3 separate regions of the Mus musculus genome follow, and all the other regions are linked to region 1. A link is a loop called in an ENCODE intact Hi-C map of the cell type or tissue named here. Cell type or tissue: left cerebral cortex. All regions are shown on one strand.

Evidence for each region. Peaks named below come from ENCODE experiments on the same cell type or tissue, not always from the same donor. Only the 100,000 strongest peaks of a DNase experiment are listed, where the experiment ranks them.
Region 2: it touches region 1 in a loop (3.0-fold over the local background); 2 of 42 quality-filtered maps call a loop at or near these places.
Region 3: a loop joins it to region 1, with 2.5 times the contacts of the local background. A loop is called at or near these places in 3 of 42 quality-filtered maps.

What each region holds. Positions count from the first base shown.
Region 1 is chr4:80,764,418-80,768,417 of GRCm38, forward strand. No RefSeq gene overlaps it. Among named protein-coding and RNA genes, the nearest start is that of Gm42304, 26 kb to the left of the region's middle. In left cerebral cortex, a CTCF peak has its summit at 1,529 (motif pointing left); a DNase peak (open chromatin) is centred at 1,512; H3K27ac peaks cover 1,197 bases.
Region 2 is chr4:79,668,962-79,672,961 of GRCm38, forward strand. No RefSeq gene overlaps it. Among named protein-coding and RNA genes, the nearest start is that of Gm32658, 960 kb to the right of the region's middle. In left cerebral cortex, no CTCF peak of the experiment used is centred here; DNase peaks (open chromatin) are centred at 1,729 and 2,919; H3K27ac peaks cover 2,667 bases.
Region 3 is chr4:80,199,951-80,203,950 of GRCm38, forward strand. No RefSeq gene overlaps it. Among named protein-coding and RNA genes, the nearest start is that of Gm32658, 430 kb to the right of the region's middle. In left cerebral cortex, no CTCF peak of the experiment used is centred here; a DNase peak (open chromatin) is centred at 2,500; H3K27ac peaks cover 230 bases.

The DNA.
Region 1 (4,000 bases):
CTTAGACAATGTGATACTTGGGTGGGGCACTGCCCTGGAATCACCTTTCCAACCATGCTTGGACCTAAATTCACTCTGACCCAGGCTGACCTTAAACTGAGGAATCTGCCTGTATTTGTATATTGCTGTCTTTGTATCTTTCTGACAAGCTGGCTCATAGTGTAGCTGCCTCTGTTCCTTTAAATCTGCAAAGCCTCTCGTGTAATTCATATTTCAACCTTATATTTTGCATAGTTGAGAAGTTATATATTTTTGAATTCATGTTTTTAGAGTTCTTTTCCACAGCCTTAAGGGCTGACCTGAATGTCCTAGTGTTTACCATTTTTACTGAGACATTAGCCATGCCTTTGCCTACCAGACTTGTACAGTCTCTGATTATCAAGTAATCATTAATGCTAATAGAAAAGACATTCCTTGGAGGAGAAACATAAAACTATGGACAGTAAATATATAAACATGCCCTGTGCCCACAAAAGCTAATGACACTGGAGGCCCATGCCCTGTTGGCCCTTTTCCAGTGGCAGGAACCATGGCTGCCCATATCAAATCCAAGCTAGTCCCATCACCCACCTTATTTTTTTCCTCTGCCCATCATCATTGCCAGTGACACTTGGAAGTAAGTTTCTCAGGGATTAGAGATCATTAATGAGACGTACCTTAGTCAATATGATCATTACTGATTTTGCAGCAGATCCAGGTCTTGTTTCTAGCACCCACATCAGGTGGCTCACCAAGTCTGTAACTCTAGGAATCAGCGGTCCTCTAGCCCAGTGGTTCTCAACCTTCCTAATTCTGAGACCCTTGAATACAGCCCTCATGCTGTGCTGACCTCCAACCACAAAATTATTTTGTTGCTACTTCTTGACTGTAATTTTGCTACTATTATGAATCACGGTGTAAATATCTGGGTTTTCTGATGGTCTTAGGTTTCTCCTGTGAAAGGGTTGGTTGACCTCCAAAGAGGTTTTGACCTACAGATTGATAACCACTTCTGTAGTCTCTGTGGGAATCTACATACACCTGAACATACATGGGACACGTGAACTCTTGTGGCCTACACATAAGTAATAAATAGTACATAATACTATTGTTAAATAAGTCTACAAACCTTACTTAGGTGACATGACCAGATGGTCCTACTTTTATTCTTTGCATGCTCAGAACTGTGTTCAAGACTTTAAACCAGCACTTGTGGTATCTTTACAGATTCCAAGCACAAAGCTATGAATTTTTTACTTTTAAATGTGTGTTTTTAGAGTTCCTAAAAGTTAGATCTCATAAATCTGCTAGTTTCAAAAAAATCTGCAGCTTTCTGCATAGTGGCCCTTGTATTTCAATTTAAACCAAATGGGAGCAAACTTATTACTTCTATTCTGAAAGGTCATTTTTCATCAAGATTGTATTAGAAAATAAATCATTTAAAGCCATCCTTCTGATAGTCCCTTGCATGAATGTCTTAACGTGCAATCAGAGGGCTGCTGTAATTTGTTAATCCAAAATGGTCTGACACTGCCACCTTCTGGTCAATGGTTGATATTCTGCTGAAGCCAGTCTTTTGCTGACATGAATGACATAATTAGAACAACCTGCATAGGACTGCCATCAATCTCAAAAAGAGGTTTGAAAGTCCAGCAGAGGCAAACTGCTAGCGTTGTGCATACACCCACATGGATGCATGTGTAAAATACATAATCGTAATGACAGGTTACAGTGCAGCTCTTTAAGCACTATTTTTTTTAACGACAAGCTCTTTTACAGACCTAGCTGGTCTTGAACATATTGTGTAATTAAAGATGATTGTGAACTGCTATATGACTAAGGATGACCTCGAGCTAATGATTCTCCTTCCACCTAGGAGAATACTAGGATAATGGGCATGTGTCAGAATGCCCAGTATGTGTAGTAGATCAAAGTCAGGGCTTGTCACATACTAGGCAAGTACTCTAGCAACAGTACACATCCAGCGTTGCTTTTTGTTTGCTTTGTTTGTTGTTTTGTTTAGGATGGTTGGTTGGTTGTGTTTTTTTTTCTCATTGTGTTGTTTTGTTGAAGCAGTCTTGGATGGCGCCAGCTGGCCTACAATTCTGTGTGCCTGAGTCTGTCCTTGAGCTCTCCCTTTGGCTGACTCAGTCCCCTAAGTGTGGGGACTTTAAGATGGACCCATAATTCTCAAAGAAATCGGGCAACTTCCTATTAAGGTCAAGCAAGCTCTGGATGTTTAGACTGGGGTGTTCTTGATGGACTCTATAAACTGCAAGTGGATAGAGGATGTGTTTTTTAAGTTGGGTGTTATCTTGCTTCAGTAAATTACATCTTGTCTTGGTTTCTTATGTGGAGCCTGCTTTGATTCTGGTCAAATTAACTCCTTACTGAAAGCAGATGTTAAACCCAGGGTAAATGTATAAATGTCCTCAAAATGTCATCAGCTATCTTCACTTGCAAATACTTGATAGGGAAATTTGACTTGTGAAAATATTTTTAGAATCACTGTCAATTTTTACAATTATCGAAGGTAAACCAAATTAGTTCAATAGTAACTGCAATTCATCATAGGCAATGGGTCTTCTTTTTGGAGCAACCTCTTGACATAATTAAAGAACAAAATCCAGATACCAAGTGTACTGGCTGGTTTTGCAAGTCAACTTGCCACAAGCTAGAGTCATTAAAAGGAAAATGCCTCCATGAGATCCAATGGTCAGATATTGTCTCTCATTGGTGATCAAAGGGCCAGGCCATGGAGGGTGGTACCATCCGTGGGCTGATGGCCCTGGGTTCTATAAGAAAGCAGACTGTGTAAGCCATGAGGAACAAGCCAGCAAGTAGCACCCTTCCATGGTCACTGAATCAGCTCCTGCCTCTGGGTTCCAGCTCTGCTTGAATTCCTGACCTGACTTTCTCCAATGAAGGACTATGATTGGAAGTGTAAGCAGAATAAACCCTTTCCTCCTTAACTTGCTTTTTTGGTCATGGTGGGTTTGTCACAGCAATAGAACCCCTAATCAAGACACCAAGTAAATGTGAGTGTTCACTGGGTTCCAGAAGAATGCCTTGTGGCAGTTTCTCTGAGAAAACCTTATCTTTTTGGATCAGAACTATTCTGCTTTCTCGTCTCCCACAGAATGTGGGTCTCCAAGCAAAGGGCAGCAGGGTTAAATATTAGAATGTATAAATTAGCTCTAGAAAAGAAACTGACACTGTCTCTACAGTGTTGAGTAATTAAGCAGGCCTAGTGTGCCTTCTGGAATTACAGAACTTAAGTGAAGATTAATGAGGCCTGAAAATGTCAGGCCCCAAGGTCTCCAAACACGGTAAGGCGTCTCCACTTTCTCCACGTTGAACAGCTGCCCATTTCCAAGGCAAACAAATTGTCCTCGTTCTTCCTTAGATTCAGGAACAGCTCAGTAGATGTATGGCAAACAATGTTGCTTTTAACAAAATATCTTTCACCATCATTTGATTTCCCTTCCATGGCCTCTGACCTGGATTGCAGCATGTACAGAAGAAGTAGCCATGTCGGCTCGGCTCTGAGTCTGAATCCTAAACTCCTTCCTACACTGGACAACAAAAGGTAAAGATCTTATACGCAATCACACTTAGCAGGGCACAGCAAGCAAAATAGGAAATAAAATGAAGCTTCATCCCCCTCCCACCCCCATTGCTAGGACCAAGAAGAGTAAGAGTGAGAGAGACTTTCCGCTGCTGGGGGCTGGGGAGCTTTCCACTAAATTTTTTGCAGAAAACAATGAGCTCTCCAAGAAAAGGTTTCTTCAGGTTGATTCTAGCTTCATAGTGGTGTCTAATGCCAAACAGCCTAAAGAGGCATGGAACTGGTTTGATCTTAATTTTAGGTAGCTAGCAGGACATTGCAACCCCAATTTAAACTTTTTCTTGACATCAGCAATGGGCACTTTTAGAAACTGAAATGACAGCAGGCCTCCTTAAATGCATTTAACTTAGTATGCTTTCAGGTTCTGATTATAGCTAAGGTGTTGGATTACCT
Region 2 (4,000 bases), 1.1 Mb before region 1:
GCCTCTGTTACTGCCATACAAACACTCTGGGATGACAAGTTAATTTTTGCAACTGTCAGGCAGAGCTTAAATATCCATATTTTCCCTTGATCTTAAAGTACACGTTACTCTTATTCTTGTATCAGGCAAGAAAATATGAATGTTAAAGTGTGCTGCATCATGGTGTCATATGCAGCTCTTTCAGAAAGAATATCATGGTGGGGACTTAACAAATTTCAGTGAATGTAGAGACGAAGACAAAATTTTAATAATAGGAAGTGTAAAATGTAAAGAAAGTGAAATTGAACATCCTAGTGCCAATTTTTAAATAATTTAGGAGAAAAAAAGAGCTGAAGAGTAAAGTATCTACATAAATTAACCTTATTAATTATAATTTGTGGTGATATCAAATTAAGAAGCAAATAAACATGTTTATTCATAAAGTTTTCAGTATAATAAAATATTTACTCTGAAATTATTTGTATGTTCACTAGGATATTTTAATATTCTTGGCCCTGTACTTTTAAATTTTTACCCTCTATGATATAGCAGTGACATTGTTATCCCTGCCTTGTTACAAAGTAACTTGATTTAAATTCTTCATACATATATTTAGTGTCTAGAGTAGTAGATTTCCATGTTTCCTTTCAACATGCCTTTAATATTAATTATTACTTCCTATATTCAATTTTGTAACCTGCTCTGCCTGCTCATTTTTACCATTTAACACATTTATTGCATTGTTCTTTTAATACCAGTGAGTTATATTTTCTGTCCCCTGAAAACCGACAATCATTAACCCTTACACATTCCTGACCTTTATTAATATTCAAATTTGACACATGTATCTGACATTTCAAGTTGAGCTTTTCAATGAAAACAACAAACTCTGTATGTTTCTATGTGTCATTGTTAGTCTACTGAGAATGTTTTTTTCAATCTCATTTATTTAGCTGTGAAATTCCTAATTTCGTCTTATTTAAAAGATTATTATAATCAATTTTGAAATGTAACATATTTTCATTATCTATTCATCCTTTTATAGGGAACACATGCTATTTTTACTTCCCTTGCTGTTATGCACAGACAACCAATGAAAACTAACCCCTGGTTCAGTTGTAGACATAAGTTTCAATTCTGAAAAATATAACACAGTACCTTGTATGAATTACAGAGGTAGGCAGTGCTGGAAAATTAACACAAAACATGTAACATTCCCTCAAAGAAGATTTTTTTTTCTTGCAGCACAAGTTGCTGGGACATAAAGTCATAAACGGGAGCTGACACAGATAAATGATTTGTTTATAACAAGCATGAGTATGAATGTCCCTTCATGAGCAAGGAACAGGGAAGGTGAGGGTTTCTGTTTCTGGGAAGACAGTCACCTCATTCAACCCTACCAATCTGGTGATCATATTTAACATCTTATCCATATTTTCTTTTAACAAATGCATGTGTCTATACTAGCACACAAAATACAGAAAACCACCTGGTGTACATATACCTATTAAACTAAACAGTGACTTCCTCTGTAGCTCTGACACTTTTGACTATCTGAGAGAACCAACTTAAGCACATAAAATTAAGAAACTGCAACACATTGTCATGGCATCTGACCTGGTTCTGGTCACCTGGAGATTGCTTAAAGTAATTCCCAGTCATTTATGTTACATGCACAATGATGCTGTTAGAATGGTTTTCTTGTACTTTGAAGATGATAACTAAATCTAGGCTCCATATGCCAAATATAGCCTAGCGCCAGCTGGTTATAAATCTGTTCTCAACTCTCTGAAGGAGTTCTTTTTAAAATTCATGACTTGAGACAATTCCTTGTGCAGTAAGCATGATAGCATAGCCCTCTTCAGTTGTGATAGAAAGAAATCATAGGCAAGTCCCTGATTTAAGCTAATACCCTGTTTTAAAAAATACTGTACCGACCACCACCACCACCACCAGCAGCAGCAGCAGCAACAACAACAACATAAAGTATAAATATGCATGGTTTATGTGCTATAGAAGAAACCTTAAAACCCAGCCTTGAGTTTTCATTGTGTTTTTTAAACTTAATTTGATGAATGAAAACAACGGACAGGCCACATGTAAGGATGTATGGTCAGTTCTGAAAACATAAATACAAGATATATATATATTATATATATATATATATATATATATATATATATTATATATATATATATAATATATATATACATATATATATTATATATATATTATATATATCAACAATTAATGAAAAACAGGTCATGGATTTAAAAGAGAAAAAGGAAGAAATTTTCAGAGTTTTGAGGGAAAATGGGAAGGAGGAATATATTTAGTTATAATGTAATCTTAAAAATTAGAAGAGCCAAAGAATTGGCTTTTTTTTTTCAGAATTGTCATTCTGCTATGAGTCAATGATTACTAGGATAAAATGATTTGAACAATCTACTTTTAGCTGAGATACCTTCTGCAATACTTAATAGAATGTAGGCAAAAATGTAAGGCCATAATAGTAAAATAAAGCCTTTATTAAATATCAAAAACTAATTAAGGCTATTTTGAAAGCTAAGCAAGAAGTGAAGGTACACTTTAATTCACTTTATATTCTGCTCACTGTCACCTCCTAGTCACCCCCTCTCACAACCATTCCCCCATCTACCTCCCATTCTCCTCTGAGCAGGTGCTTGAGACCCTCTGAGTATCCTGCCACCCTGGCCTCCCCAGTCTCAATATCTAATGACACCCCCATTGATTCTTAGGTGCCTCCCCTCTTCCAAGTTTCTATTTCTTCGTGGAGCTGTCTCCTACCTCTTCCTACAGCAGTTGTAGATTTCCATTCATTTTCATAGTCATCTAGCCATCTACCCTGCCTCAAGCTATACCCAACATAGAATGCCCCCATTCCTCCAGCTGCTTTTCAAGACCATTTCATTTCACCTTCCAAGTGAGATTCAAAGCATCCATAGGTCACAAACAAGGATGCTTGAGTCTTACTTGCAAGGGAGAATAGAATGGTTCTGTAAGGCAGAAGGATGGAGGGAACTAGGTGGGAAAGGAGATCAGGTGAGGAGTGGGGGTGTTCTTGGTTGAGTGTAGGGAGGAGCAGGAGGGATGGCCTGATGGCCATGAGAATGATTGGAAATCTGCATATTAGGACACTGAAATTCTTACTTCATATTATTTTCCATGAACACCCTCCCCCCAAAAAATGACTATTGAGAATCAGTGATATTACAAGCTCTTAGATTGGATTCACAGAAGCAAAGTGGTCAGAAATATTTACTTATTTACAGAAAGAAAATGAGGCTTCAGAAATTTCAGACATATACTTCTGGAACTGAAAGTAGAAATTTAAATCATAGCCCCTAATGCATTGTAGATGACCTCTTTTTGCAAGAGATACTCAGTGGAAAATAGTCTCTAATGTATTAGATCCCAGATGTAGTAAGTTTAAGCATAAATATCATCCCATTAGGAAAATAATTTTTTCTCTGATAGGCCCAATTATTGAACTTTGACACCAGTAAAAATGGGACATATTTTTAAGGAAAAATTGAATAGCTTATGGTTAATTTAAGAAATTAGTAAGTTTCTAAACCAGCTACAACATATTTTATTCTATTTTTAGTGAGTTTATGTCAAAAATTTAGTACTTTGGAGAGATAATTCTTAACTTACAATTGCAGAGAATGTAATGCAATTAAATACATTTTTAAAACAATGTTTAATACTTTGCAATTCTGAAATGTTCATAGGCTCATTCTGCTCTATCTTAACTCTTCTTCTGAATCTAGCAAGTTGTAAAAGGTTATTTCATATATCTAGATGAATTTATTCTATCTTAAAATAATTATGAGTCATCTTGATCTCACCACCACAAAATACCTAAGGGTAATAAGCAAAATAAAAAATTATTCATTAGGCTCATAATGGTAGACACCTCATTGTGTAGTTGCTTGACCCAGAGCTGTGAGCCTGTGACAAGAGAGAACATCACAGAAGGGAAGGTGTGCTAGAACAA
Region 3 (4,000 bases), 560 kb before region 1:
TTTACTTGAGAAATAAGTAGTCTATACATGTAAGCTTATAATAGATATTGTAAAATTAGTATGTATTATGACATTACAACCATAAATGAAGTTATTATTATATCTAGCACTTCACAGAATTATAAGTCTTTGTATTTTCACTATATATGTGTGAAAGGGAGTATGTACCTCTTTGTGTGTATGTGCAGGAATATACATGCTATTATGTACATATGAACATGTGAGTACTCTTGAAGTAATTTTTTACCACATTAAGGGTTTCAGGGATCAAATCCAGGTTGTCCATACAGAAGCACCTCTAGTGAGCCATCTCTCTAGACAATTACCTCCTTGTCAAAGGAACACTCATGATCTATTTTGTTAAAGTTCAAGTACACTGCATAGACTGTTAATTTCAGTCAAGAGGCTATGATTTAGAACTTCAGAATTAAAAGTGGAAGAAATGACTCTCGCTGGCTTTTGGTCATAGTGTCCATATTTTGGTTGTCACCCACATGTGTCCTTTCTAACTATGATTAGAATATACTACACTATTTGTTTCTTTTCTTTCTTTTTATGGATATTATTCATCACCTGGCAAATGATATGACAGTAGGACCACTTACATCTTAAAATCTTAGTACTAACTCCCATCATTTAAATTGTACCCAGTGCTTCAATGTAACCCTACTGTTAGCATGATTGAATTGAAGTTAGTGGAAAATGGTTGGAAAAGAGATGATATGGATGTGAGTATGTGTCTACAACATAAAAACGTAGGTTACTTCATATATATATATAGCACATCACATGTTTCTATTATGTAGAACACAAAAGAACCTAATATTTGAAAAGAAATATGGTTTTTATGTCTATAAAGTTTAGATATAAGTATTTTTAGGCACCAAATTGTAAATTGGTGACTAGAAATAACTGTCCTAGAGTCCTAGATGAGACATTTTCATAATGGTGGAGCCTGGGCTTCTATTCAAATTATATATATATATATATATATATATATATATATATATATATATATATGTGTGTGTGTGTGTGTGTGTGTGTGTGTGTATACATATGTATCCATGTGTATGGACAATGAGGGCATTGCTATTTTCTCTAGGCATAGCATAACAATGGTCAACGTGGAACAGTGTTATGCTAACCTACAGAAGAATTTTGCCCTAAAATCATAGCAATGAATTAAACAAAACTGCACACCAATTGCTAGAACTATGAGCATAGTAATGAAAGCATTGTCATTACATAACAGAAGAGGAGATACTTCTTTTCAATTCCTCTCATCCATTCTCACTTGCCCCTTATCCAGACATTGTGGGCATGTGTGAGTTTGGAGGGCATTGAATATTGATTGCGGGGATGGCAGTGGTTTTATCTTTGTGAGTCATGACAAATGCTGTGGAAATACCTTTGGAGGATGAACCTGATTTTCAGCCAGTAATGCCCTTCATATCTTTACAAAATGGACTTGAATGGAAGTATTTCCTTGGTCTGTTAACAGGTTGCTAACTGTTATGAAAAAGATGTCTGTTCACATATCCTCAGGAATAATAATGCAACAATAAATTTAAGGATCATCACTATTTTTCTGAAGAAAATAATTATACTGAGAGAAGACAGTTTAGGTTGGAATATAAATAAAATAAGCAGTGAAAATTAAATAGGAAAATAAAAGGAATGCTTAAATTTTAGTGCAGAATAAAAGCAAGAATAAAGGAATGAATGTATAAGTGAAGAGGAAATAAGAAACTTAGAGATGGAATAAATCCAGTCATATAACTTAATATGAAAGTCGTTAAACAAAATGGCAGCATTTGGCTGACTTTTAGGAGCCCTTATAGCATATCTGATACACCATTTTCACAAGACATGTGCTTCTGAGTTCACATATTTAATGTCACATATGGAAATAGCTCTTTTGCTTTCTATTTATTATTCTCAGAATCCTCCACATTAAAAAGGTACAGTTAAGGAAATCAAATAGAGCAGATTATAGTATGGTGAAAAAAAAAAAAAACAGATACAAAATCTAATGGCATCAAATTTAGAACTACATATTCAGGTCCCTAAGTAAAAGCCTATTTTCATGTGAAGGCCAAAATAATACTTAACAAGCAAGGGACATTTTTAGGAATCCAGAAGTAAAAAAACAGTCAACACTATGGCCACTAAAGGTCATTAGCATCACAGGAGGGCTTCTCAGACCATTCTGCTGGCAATAAAAGAGACTAGGTAGGTATGACTTAAAACCACATAGCAGGACACTGGGCGAGAGAAACCAAAACAAACAAGTGGCAAAGAATACCAAAAATAATTATCATAGTTTGACTGTGATACCTGTGTATCTAGAAGCAGAAAATGAAGGAGATCCATCATATGCATACAATTAGACGCATTCCAGGAGCACAAAAGACTTGATCTATTTGTGTGTGCCTGCACTGCCAAGCAATTAGTGGAACCTAAAAGCAATTTTCTTAGAGCTGGGCTTTCACTCAAATGAAGCAAGGTTTGGCAGTTGAAGCTGCATTCACTCTGTTGCTAGGAAAACAAGAAGCAAAAGTGTGAAAGTTCTTTCCAAGGTTCCCTCCCTTCTGTTTCCTTTGCAAGCAGTCCTGTCCTGCTAATTCTGATGTCACAATTGCTTGGTCTTTATTGTCTTTGCCTTCAGATGAAAACAGGCTTTTACTTAGGGACCCGGATATGTATTTCTAAATTTGGTGCCTTTAGATTTTTTTTATCTGTTTATTTGTCACCATCTTCTAATCTTGCTCTGTTTGATTTCCTTAATTGTTCCTTTTTAATGTGAAGGATTCTGGGAATGATAAAGAGAAAGCAAAATGTGATGGGTAAAATATTGCAATACTCCTGCCAAGGGTTTTGTGCCAGGACACATATTAAAAGTGGCTCACTATCTGCCATATTCCCTGAAGACCAGTGTAACTTACCATTTCTGAAGATTTCTGTTGAAAATGTAGACTTGGATATTCTTTAAAATGTCTCTTATTATAGAGGTATTGTTCAGACTCATCTCATGGAAGGTAAATTGTCTTTGTATTGACACTGGTATGTAATAATACATAGGCATTAAATGATTCATACTGCTTACTGCAGTAAGTTTTAGACAGCAAAGTATATAGTAGAAGAACAGAGTGATGGCTCATCAGGAAGAAAAACTTGACAGTAAGGTTCATGGCCTGAGTTCTATTGCCAGAGTACACATGGTAGACAGAGAGAACCAACTCGTCTAAGTTGTTCCCTGACCATCACACTCATGCATATCGAAATACACACACCCAGACATAGACACAGACACACAGACACACACAAACACACACACCAAAGAGATAGTGGGTAATGAAAACATAAAATAAATATAAATGTGCTTTTTTTTGTAGGGGAAGGTTGAGATAAGGTTTTTCTGTGTATCCCTGGTTGTCCTAGAACTCGTTCTACAGATCAGGCTAGCTTTAAACTCAGCCACCTAGCTCCCTCTGCCTCCAGAGTGTTAAGATTAAAGGCAAGTAGCACCACTGCCTGGCTATAATTATTTTTTGAAACAATATATAAGGACTGTATTTAATAATAAAGTAGGTTTTCATGAAGAGCCTAAATTCACCATTTATAATAGTTGGTCTGTATATCCTTCAATAGTTTAATTCAACAGTGTCCTCATTAGTGTAAAAATAATATATGCTACACAGTACTATATTACTATTCTTAAAGTAAGCATATAGCATAAAGTATGTACCTTAAAATTCATTTGTATTGCTCAATATTTTTCATGCTCATCATTCCAAGAATATAAAAATCAACACTTACATTTCAGTCTAATTTCCTGTTTCTTAAAGTTTTTAAAAATTGTTTTGATATGCAAGGGCATAGAAGACTCTATTAAATGAGAAAATCTATGAAGCATCATTTTTTTTTTTTGCAAAGATATGAAGGTCATGGTTTTTCTATTAACAGGCATTCAGAGGAAAGAGCTTAAATCTGCTGAAAA